Regions from separate parts of the Homo sapiens genome. Here region 1 is linked to region 2. A link is an interaction called in ENCODE POLR2A ChIA-PET data of the cell type or tissue named here. Cell type or tissue: B cell. All regions are shown on one strand.

What was found. Peaks named below come from ENCODE experiments on the same cell type or tissue, not always from the same donor. Only the 100,000 strongest peaks of a DNase experiment are listed, where the experiment ranks them.
Region 1: POLR2A ChIA-PET joins it to region 2 with 5 read pairs; 5 of 35 experiments call an interaction of 5 or more read pairs at or near these places.

What each region holds. Positions count from the first base shown.
Region 1 is chr21:36,354,361-36,359,360 of GRCh38, forward strand. It overlaps MORC3 (MORC family CW-type zinc finger 3), which reads left to right. Exons shown (of 17, transcript NM_015358.3): 10 at 2,260-2,364. Among named protein-coding and RNA genes, the nearest start is that of CHAF1B, 29 kb to the right of the region's middle. In B cell, no CTCF peak of the experiment used is centred here; no DNase peak of the experiment used is centred here.
Region 2 is chr21:36,239,972-36,244,971 of GRCh38, forward strand. All of the region lies in intron 18 of DOP1B (DOP1 leucine zipper like protein B), which reads left to right. Among named protein-coding and RNA genes, the nearest start is that of MORC3, 78 kb to the right of the region's middle. RefSeq lists an enhancer at 1-467. In B cell, no CTCF peak of the experiment used is centred here; no DNase peak of the experiment used is centred here; H3K27ac peaks cover 1,050 bases.

The DNA.
Region 1 (5,000 bases), 110 kb after region 2:
TTGCCCACATCTTGGCTCACTGCAACCTCCGCCTCCCAGGTTCAAGCGATTCTTCTGCCTCAGCCTCCTGAGTAGTTAGGACTACAGGCACACGCCATCACGCCCGGCTAATTTTTGTGTGTTTAGTAGAGATGGGGTTTCCCCATATTGGCCAGGCTGGTCTTGAACTCCTGACCTTGTGATCCGCCCGCCTCTGTCTTCCAAAGTGCTGGGATTACAGGCGTGAGCCACCGTGCCCAGTGCATTTTTATTTTCATAAAAATATCTCTGTACAGTACCAATCCTTCTTACACTGTCTGCTTCAGTTTCAGTGCCTGTATCATAGAAGTGTCCATGTTGTAAAAGAAATCAAAAGCAGTCTTGAATAATTGGAACCCACCTTCTGGATTGTCTAATGTCAGTTTGTTGTCTGGGCACTGCTTCTTCTGTCTTCTTCCTCACTGTCTAACACTGGTTCAGAAACACTCATCTCCATCAAGTAGGCTTCAGTTGATTTCCTCAGGTGTGGTGTCTGTTCGCTCTTGAATTCCTGCAACATCCATATCTTGAAACTTTTTGCCCTCTACCTTTTTTTTCCTGTATATCCACAATCTCTCTGATGATTTCCTCAACTGGCTATCTTGTAAATACTGTGAAGTCATGCACAACATGTGGACATAGCAGGAATTTATTGTTTTGAGCTTGATTTCTTTCACAGCTTTTTCTGTACTTAATAATGGCATCGTTATTCTAGACTTTCATGATGTTTTCTCTGTCAGAATTGTCTTCCACAGCGTTAACAATCTTTTCCGTAGATTTGCTGTGTGTAATGAGCCTTAAAGGTCTTATGACCCTCCTTGTTATCTAGAGGCTGAATTAGAGACATTGTGTTTCGGGACAAGTAGACCACTTGGATGCCTTTGGTATTGAAGTCATGGGGTTATGGGTGGCCAGGGTACCTTGTCCAATATCAAAAGAACTGTAAAAGGCAGTCCTTTACTGGCAAGTTAATTCCTGACTTCAGGAACAAAGCATCAATAGACCCAGTCAGAAAAAGAATTTCTCATCCAGGCCTTCTATTTGTGCAACCAAAAGACTGGCAGCTGGTGTTTGTCTTTTCTCTTCAAGGCTTAAGGGTTAGCATCTTTATAGATAATGGCAGTCCTGATCATAAACCTGACTACATTTGCACAAAGCAGTAGGGTTAGCCTGTCCGTTCTTGGACTTAAATCCTGGTTTATGCTCCTCTTTTTTGCTAATAAGTGTTCTTTGTGGCATTTTTTCCCAGAATAGAGTACTTTTGTTTGCATTAAAAACCTGTTCAAACAGGCTGGGCATGGTGGCTCATCCCTGTAATCCCAGCACTTTGGGAGGCTGAGACAAGAATAGCTTGAGGCCAGGAGTTCGAGAGCAGCCTGGGCAAAAAAGCAATACCCTGTCTCTACAAAAAATGAAAAAAAAAAAAAATTAGCCAGGTGTGGTGGCAAGTGCCTGTGGCCCCAGCTACTCAGGCGCCTCAACCTACATATCAAGCAATTTATACTTTTTCTTATATTATGACTTTGCTTCTTGGGAAAACAACTGGCATCACTAGTGGCAGTTCGTGTGGGTCCTGTGGTGTTTTTCAAGGTTTACAGTATTGCACTAAACGATTTTTACTGCAATATAAAATTTCTTGGAGATGCTTACATGGAGATAAGCATGTCATAAGGCACTTGAAGCAAATAAAAAACTTGAGCCCATCAAAATAGCAACAGGAGGTGGCTATGAAATTACTATAATAATATTGTATGTATATAATTAATCTTATGCAGTTATAATTTAAGACTGCATCTTTGTTTACATTTCTCTTGACTGCAAATGAAACCACCTACAGTCTGTATATGCTTCAGTCTTGATAAATTTTAACTTTTTAAATAGCTTTGTGTATATTTTATGGTAGTAAATTATAAAATAGACTAGTATTTGCATGTTTTATGCATTCATGACATATCTAACTTATTCTTAATTTTTTGGATATTTCTGGGCAATGCAGTTCTTGGAAGTTTTTTTCAAATTGTTATAACTCTCTAAAAAATTTTCTAATTTATTGAAAGAAAATTGTGTATAAGTGCAGTTCAAACCTGTGTTGTTCAAGGGTCACCTATACCTTGAATGTTCTTTATTAACTATATGTTTTGGAGTTTTTTCTCTTCACAGTGTCTATGTACTCATTACTAGATTATTTATGATTTATGTTTGAAAAGAATTTTTTCTTGATTTTATGATTTACTTTTTAAGACTTACAATAACAGCACTAGGAGAAAAGCTGAATGATTACTGGAATGAAATGAAAGTGAAGAAAAATACAGAATATCCTCTAAATTTGCCAGTTGAAGATATACAGTAAGTACATTTTTAAAACATATCATTTCACTTAGATATCAAGATGTGGTATTAGAGAGTAAAGGGATTGTACAATGTTTCACAAACTTAGGACTGTAACTCATAGGAATAAATTCTGCAACATGAATTAGCGCACTGCAAAATCAGTGAATAGAATGTAAACCTGTATACATGCACACAAAACATCCATAAAACAATGTTTACCCATATGTGATGCATGTTAATGTTATTTCATTTTAAGATGCTATGGATGGATTATATAATAGTTTGAAAAACACTGGTATAGTGTATCATTAGGATGATGGGGCTGAAACCCAACTTGAGTTCATATTCTCATTCTGCTTAAGTAGCCATGTGGCATTGAACATATTACTTGGCCTCTTGTAAGCCTCCATTTTCTTGTGTATAAAATGGGAACATTAAGAGCATTTGCCTCCTCGAATTATATGAATTAAATAATATGCCTGACAGTCACTTAGTAACACATCACAGGATAACAGTCCTATAAATGAATGAATGAACAATATCTGTGTGTTCTTTATCTGTGTGTTCTTTATACATTATTATACATAATTTATACATTATACATATTATTCATAATTTATACATTATTACAAAGATAACCAAGATATATAATGAAAAACAAGAAAGATGCAGCTCAGTGTATAGACTTCCCATCGTACTTTTCAATTTTTTTATATTTAAAAAAAGTTTTATACAGGTGGGGTCTCCCTGTGTTGCCCAGGCTGGTCTCAATGTCCTGGGTCCAGGTGATCCTCCCACCCAAAGTGCTGGGATTATAGGCATGAGCCACCGTGCCCAGCTTGTATTTTTTTAATGTGTCAGTATACACATGCATACTTTATAAGCATAGAAAATTTCTGCTAGTATTTTAAAAATTAGCAGTGGTAATTTCCTGAGACAAGGAGTTTATAAAGTATAAAGTTATGCTTTATAAACCTCTAGATTGTTTTGAAGTTTCGGATTTGTTTGGTTGGTTGGTTGGGTTTTTTTTTTTTTGGTTTTTTTTTTTTGAAATGGAGTCTCACTCTGTCACCCAGGCTGAAGTGCAGTGGCGCAATCTCAGCTCACTGCAACCTCCACCTCCCGGGTTCAAGCAATTCTCCTGCCTCAGCCTTCCGAGGAGCTGGGACTACAGGCGTGTGCCACCACGCCTGGCTAATGTTTGTATTTTTAGTAGAGACAGAGTTTCACCATGTTGGCCAGGCTGGTCTTGAACTCCTGACCTCAGGTGATCTGCCTGCCTTGGCCTCCCAAAGTGCTGGGATTACAGGCGTGAGCCACCGCGCTCATCCTGTTTTGAAGTTGTTTATAAATATCTAAATGCTTTTTCAAAGCTAGATTTAAAAAGCAGGCCAGGTACGTTGGATCACATCTGTAATCCCAGCACTTTGGGAGGCCAACCGAGGCGGGCGGATCACTTGAGGTCTGGAGTTTGAGACCCACCTGATCAACATGGTAAAACCCTGTCTCTACTGAAAATACAAAAAGTAGCCAGGCATAGTGGTGCACACCTGTAGTCCCAGCTACTTGGGAGGCTGAGGCAGGAGAATAGCTTGAACCCGGGAGGCAGAGGTTGCAATGAACCGAGATTGCACCATTGCACTCCAGCCTGGGCGAAAAGAGTGAAACTCTGTCTCAAAAAAAATAAATAAAATGAAATAAAACTAGATTTAAAAAGCTATTGACATTAAGGTGAAGTTTTCATATGTAAAATAAGTCTACATAGGCTGTATCCAGTGGGTCACGCCTGTAATCCCTGCACTTTGGGAGGCCAAGGCAGAAGGATTGCTTGAACTCAGGAGTTGGAGACCAGGCTGGGCAACGTGGTGAGACCTATCTCTTAAAAAAATAAATAAATAAAGTAGAAGCAAAAAATAATTAAAAAAATAAAAGAATATATACAAGTTCTTTACAGGAATTATTGTGATTTTTCTTTTTTTTTTGTTTTTGAGGTAGAGGCTTGCTCTGTCGCCCAGGCTGGAGTGCAGTGGCGCAATCTCGGCTCACTGCAAGCTCTGCCTCCTGGGTTCATACAATTCTCCTGCCTCAGCCTCCTGAATAGCTGGGACTACAGGAACCCGCCATCACGCATGGCTTATTTTTTGTATTTTTAGTAGAGATGGGGTTTCACCGTGTTAGCCAGGGTAGTCTCGATCTCCTGACCTCATGATCCACCCGCGTCAGCCTCCCAAAGTGCTGGGATTACAGGCATGAGCCACCGCGCCCAGCCTTGATTTTTAAATGAGAAAAATATGAAAGCATTTTGTAAACTAAAAGTATACTAATTTTAGTTATTCAGAAATAAGAGGGCAAAAGTGTCTTATTTAAAGTTACTTAAATTATAACAACAGAATTCTGTTTTCTGGACTTGAGTGATTTATTATGCTAATAAATACAATATATTGTAGATTTAACATTGTAGACACTAAACATAAAGTTCAGGGCAAGGCATTTGAAATATTAAGTTATAGAAAAAATTTAATGCTATTAAGACATAAGTCACATTGTTCAAATTGGCTTGTGACTTTTAATCTTTTGAAGGTAACCAAAATGGTTGTGTTTAATTTTTGAGAGATGGGGTCTCACTATGTTGCCCAGGCTGGCCTCATACT
Region 2 (5,000 bases):
GGACCCGAGGGTGAGGGAGGAATGGGTGGGGGGACTGGACCTCAGCAGTGATAGCTGAGAGACTGAGGCCCACTAGGGGGTTTTGTTAGATGCAAATGGTACTTTGTAAATTGTGAGGACTTCGGCAATTTAAGGACCTAGTGATCTAGCATTTAGAACTATTAGGGAGTGGGTTTGCTGTTTTCACTGAAAAACCAGATTGTTTTGTTATTAAAAAAGGAAAGTTGGCCAGGCACGGTGGCTCACAACTGTAATCCTAGCATTTTGGGAGGCTGAGGCAGGTGGATCACCTGAGGTCAGGAGTTCAAGACCAGCCTGGCCAATATGGTGAAACCCCGTCTCTACTAAAAATACAAAAATTAGCCGGGCGTGGTGGTACATGCCTGTAATCCCAGCTACTCAGGAGGCTGAGGCAGGAGAATCTCTTGAACCCGGGAGGTAGAGATTGCAGTGAGCTGAGATGGTGCCACTGCACTCCAGCCTGGGTGACAGAGAGAGACTGTCATTCATAAATACATAAATAAATAAATAAAATAACTTATTTGTGAACCTTCAACTACAAGGTAAGTGGTTTATTTTCTATCTGTGCTCTAAGATTCTTTTAGACTATAAAATCTTGTTAATCAGATTATCAGAAATGAAGAAGAAATAAACCTTTCAGTTCAGAGAACTTCCAGAGGCATCTTTAACACAAACATAAAAGAATATAGGTAGAAATTAGGAAAGAAAAGAAAAACTAAATAAGCCTGATGAGTCAATTAAACTTCAGTGATTAATATCTAATGCATTTTATGAACTAACATTACTTCCTACAATAGCTGTATTTAATGACTTCACAATTTTCTAAGGGATGGTTTGCAAACTTTGAGTGAGTTTGTTTAGCTTGAGGCAGAAATTTAAAAATAATAATAAGAAGAAGTACTGCATTCATTCATTCCAAGAAAAGTAACAGACAAGGCTATAAGAAGGTTGTAGTGACCTAGTCTAAGAAGTAAAAACCAAGGCCCAGAATGTGGCAAGACAAGGGTTAAAAAGTAAAGAAGGGCTGGACGGTGGCTCACCCCTGTAATCCCAGCACTTTGGGAGGCTGAGGCAGGCAGATCGTGAGGTCAAGAGATCGAGACCATCCTGGCTAACACGGTGAAACCCCATCTCTACTAAAAATACAAAAAATAAGCCAGGCATGGTGGCAGGGGCCTGTAATCCCAGCTACTCGGGAGGCTGAGGCAGGAGAATGGCATGAACCCAGGAGGCAGAGGTTGCAGTGAGCCAAGATCACACCACTGCACTCCAGCCTGGGCAAAAGAGTGAGACTCCATCTCAAAAAAAAAAGAAAGAAAAGAAGAACAAGTTTTCCTCTGCCTAGCAAGCTCACTTCAAAGACAGTTATAAGCTAACGCTGTTCGAGAAGTTGAAACCAAAGGAATAAGCTCCAGACACCCCCCTCTCCAGATCAAGGGTGAAGGAAAAAAAGGACAAATGTCTGTATTTAGCCAGTTCTTGTTTTTTCTTATCCTGTATTTATCTTAATCTTTTTTTTTTTTTTTTTTTTTTTGAGACAGAGTCTCGCTCTGTCACCCAAGCTGGAGTGCAGTGGTGCAATCTCGGCTCACTGCAACCTCCGCCTCCCGGGTTCAAGTGATTCTCCTGCCTCAGCCTCCTGAGTAGCTGGGATTACAGGCATGCACCACCATGCCTGGCTAATTTTTTTTTCTTTCTTTCTTTTTTTTTTTTTTTTTTTGTATTTTTAGTAGAGACAGGGTTTCACCATGTTGGTCAGGCTGGTCTCGAACTCCTGACCCCAAATGATCCTCCCGCCTCAGCCTCCTAAATTGCTGGGATTACAGGCATGAGCCACCACGCCTGGCTATCTCAATCTTATCTTACAGAGAAAAGCAACCCATTAGCTAAGTAAGCAGAGGTGTGTGAAATGGTTTCCTGTCTTTATAAGGCTCCTGGCCTAAACCTCTAACCTCTGGTTTTCCTTTAGGGGAAAAGCTGGCTGCCCTATCAAATAGGAAACATTTTATTGTTCCACATTGTAAGAAAGTAAAACTGAAAGAAGTGTAAACAAAGAACCTTCTTAAAAGTTTGGCTACTATTCATGGCAGCTACATTTTTTAGTATTTCTTTTTCTTTCTGTTTTAAGAGGAAAGCTCTATCTCCACAGTTCCTTGGGCATTATTATTATTATTATTATTATTATTATTATTATTATTGAAGAAGAGTCTCACTCTGTTGCCCAGGCTGGAGTACAGTGGTGTGATCCCAAGTCACTGCAGTCTTTGCCTCCCAGGTTCAAGCAATTCTCCTGCCTCAGCCTCCCAAGTAGCTGGGATTACAGGCGCTGGCCACCACAGCCAACTAATTTTTTGTATTTTTAGTGGAGACGGGGTTTCACCATGTTAGCCAGGTTAGGTCTCTAACTCCTGACCTCAAGTGATCCATGCGCCTCTACCTCCCAAAGCGCTGGGATTACAGGTGTGAGCCACCATGCCCAGCCTTAGTTTTGGTATTTTTAGTAGAGATGGGTGTTTCGCCATGTTGGCTAGACTGGTCTTGAACTCCTGAGCTCAAGTGTTCCACCCGCCTCAACCTTCCAAAATGCTGGGATTACAGGCATGAGCTACTACGCCTGGCCTTCCTTGGGCTTTAAAAGTTCCCCAGCACTACCTTGCTGCTTCCTCTAATCTGTGTTTCCTGCTGACCACAGAAATGGTCTGCTACCTCCGAATAGGAGAGAACATCTTTGCTCTGCCATTTTCTTTCTCTGAAAAAAATGATAAGTGTCCTGCTTACCCCACCCTATTTCTGTAATCCTGTAGAAATCTATTTTTAAAATACTGCTATGCACTTCAAGCAGCTCATCAATTTCTGATGTCTGATTCTTCTTCATTTCTTGATCTTGCTTAATGTCCATGGCATAGAGTTTTTTTAAAGCTCTTTTGTGTGCCTTTATCTTGTTTGATCATCCTAAAAACCTTATGAGAATGACAGATTTCTTCTTTTCTTTTTTTTTTTTTTTTGAGATGGAGTCTCACTCTGTGGCCCAGGCTGGAGTGCAGTGGCGCAATCTTGGTTCATTGCAACCTCTGCCTTCCAGGTTCAAGCCATTCGCCTGCCTCAGACTCCTGAGTAGCTGGCATTACAGGCACGCGCCGCCACGCCCAGCTAATTTTTGTATTTTTAGTAGAGATGGGGTTTCGCCATGTTGGCCAGACTGGTCTTGAACTCCTGGCCCCAAGTGATCCGCCCACCTCAGCCTCCCAAAGTGCTAGAATTACAGGTATGAGCTACCATGCCCGGCTCATGGCATAGATTTATTGAACACTGCTTATTTAAAATGTTTGGCAATATCAAAGACTTTTGACTCACTAATTTTTTTTTCCTTTTCTTCTTTTTTTTTTTTTTTTAAATAGGCAGTGGTCAGTGGCCTATTTGACTTCTCCTAAAAAAGACTTCAATATTTTAAAGTGTCATACGTTTTCTGATTATAGAAGTACTAACATGGTTAGTTTTAAAATGGAAATAATGAGGACATAAAAACCTAAGTGGAAGTCCTTTGTAATGCTAGTTGATAGAACTAGGGATTGTTAATGGCTTGCAGGTAGTCTCCCAGACTTTCCTAGTGGCTGTGTATTATACATACTCTCTCCTAACTGGGCTCATTCTACATAATACTCTTCTGCTGCTTGATTTTTTTTTTCCTTTCTTTTTAGAGACAGGGGTCTCACTCTGTTGCCCAAGCTGGAGTGCAGTGACACCATCATAGCTCACTGCAGTCTCGAACTCCTGGGCTCAAGAGACCCTCCTGCCTCAGCCTCCCGAGTAGCTAGGACTACAAGTGTGTGTCACCATACCTAGATAGCTTTTAAATTTTTTCTAGAGATGGAGTTTTTCCATGTTGCCCAGGCTGGTTTGGAACTCTTGGGATCAAGCAATCCTCCTACCTTGGCCTTGGCCTCCCAAACAATCCTCCTACCTTGGTCTCCCACAGTATTGGGATTACAGGCATAATTCACTGTACCTGGCCTGATTTTTCCTTTCCTTTTTTTTTTTTTTTTTTTTTTTTTGAGACAGAGTCTCACTCTGTTGCCTAGTCTGGAGTGTAGTGGCATGATTTCAGCTCACTGCAACTTCCATCTTTCAGGTTCAAGTGATTCTCCTGTCTCAGTCTCCCACGCTGGGACTATGGGCACGCACCACCACGTCCAGCTAATTTTTGTATTTTTAGTAGATGGAGTTTCTCCATGTTGGCCAGGCTGGTCTCAAACTCCTGACCTCAGGTGATCTGTCCTCCTAGGCCTCCCAAAGTGCTGGGATTACAGGCATGAGCCACCATGCCACCACACCCAGCCTCCAGTTTGTCTTTATACACATGTGACATTTCGGTGAATATCCACATCCTTATGGCTTTGAAAGTCTTCTGCTGACATTTCTGCAGGATACATTTCTGTTTTTTTGTTTTTTAAGACGGAGTTTCGCTCTTGTTGCCCAGGCTGGAGTTCAGTGGCACAATTTCAGCTCACTGCAACCTCTGCCTCCTGGGTTCAAATGATTCTCCTGCCTCAGCCTCCCGAGTAGCTGGAATTACAAGCACCTGCCACCACGCCCAGCTAACTTTTTGTATTTTTAGTAGAGACAGGGTTTCACCATTTTGGCGAGGCTGATCTCGAACTCCTGACCTCCGGTGATCTACCTGCCTTGGCCTCCCAATTGCTGGGATTACAGGTGTGAGCCACTGCACCCGGCCAGGAGACATTTCTTGAAAGAGAATTCCTAGGAAAAAATAATACGTATTTTTAAAAATTGCTCCCCTCCAAAAAATTAAAATACTTAAGTTTACTATAACAATGTAACTAAATGATCCCATCCTTGAACATTCTGTAAAACCTATCCACCTTCCTTTGTCTACTTTTGTCTGTAATGTAAACCGGACTCTGGTGGTGGTGTTTCATGTGAGAATTTTAGGAATATTGATCTTTCTGTCTGGCTTTAAG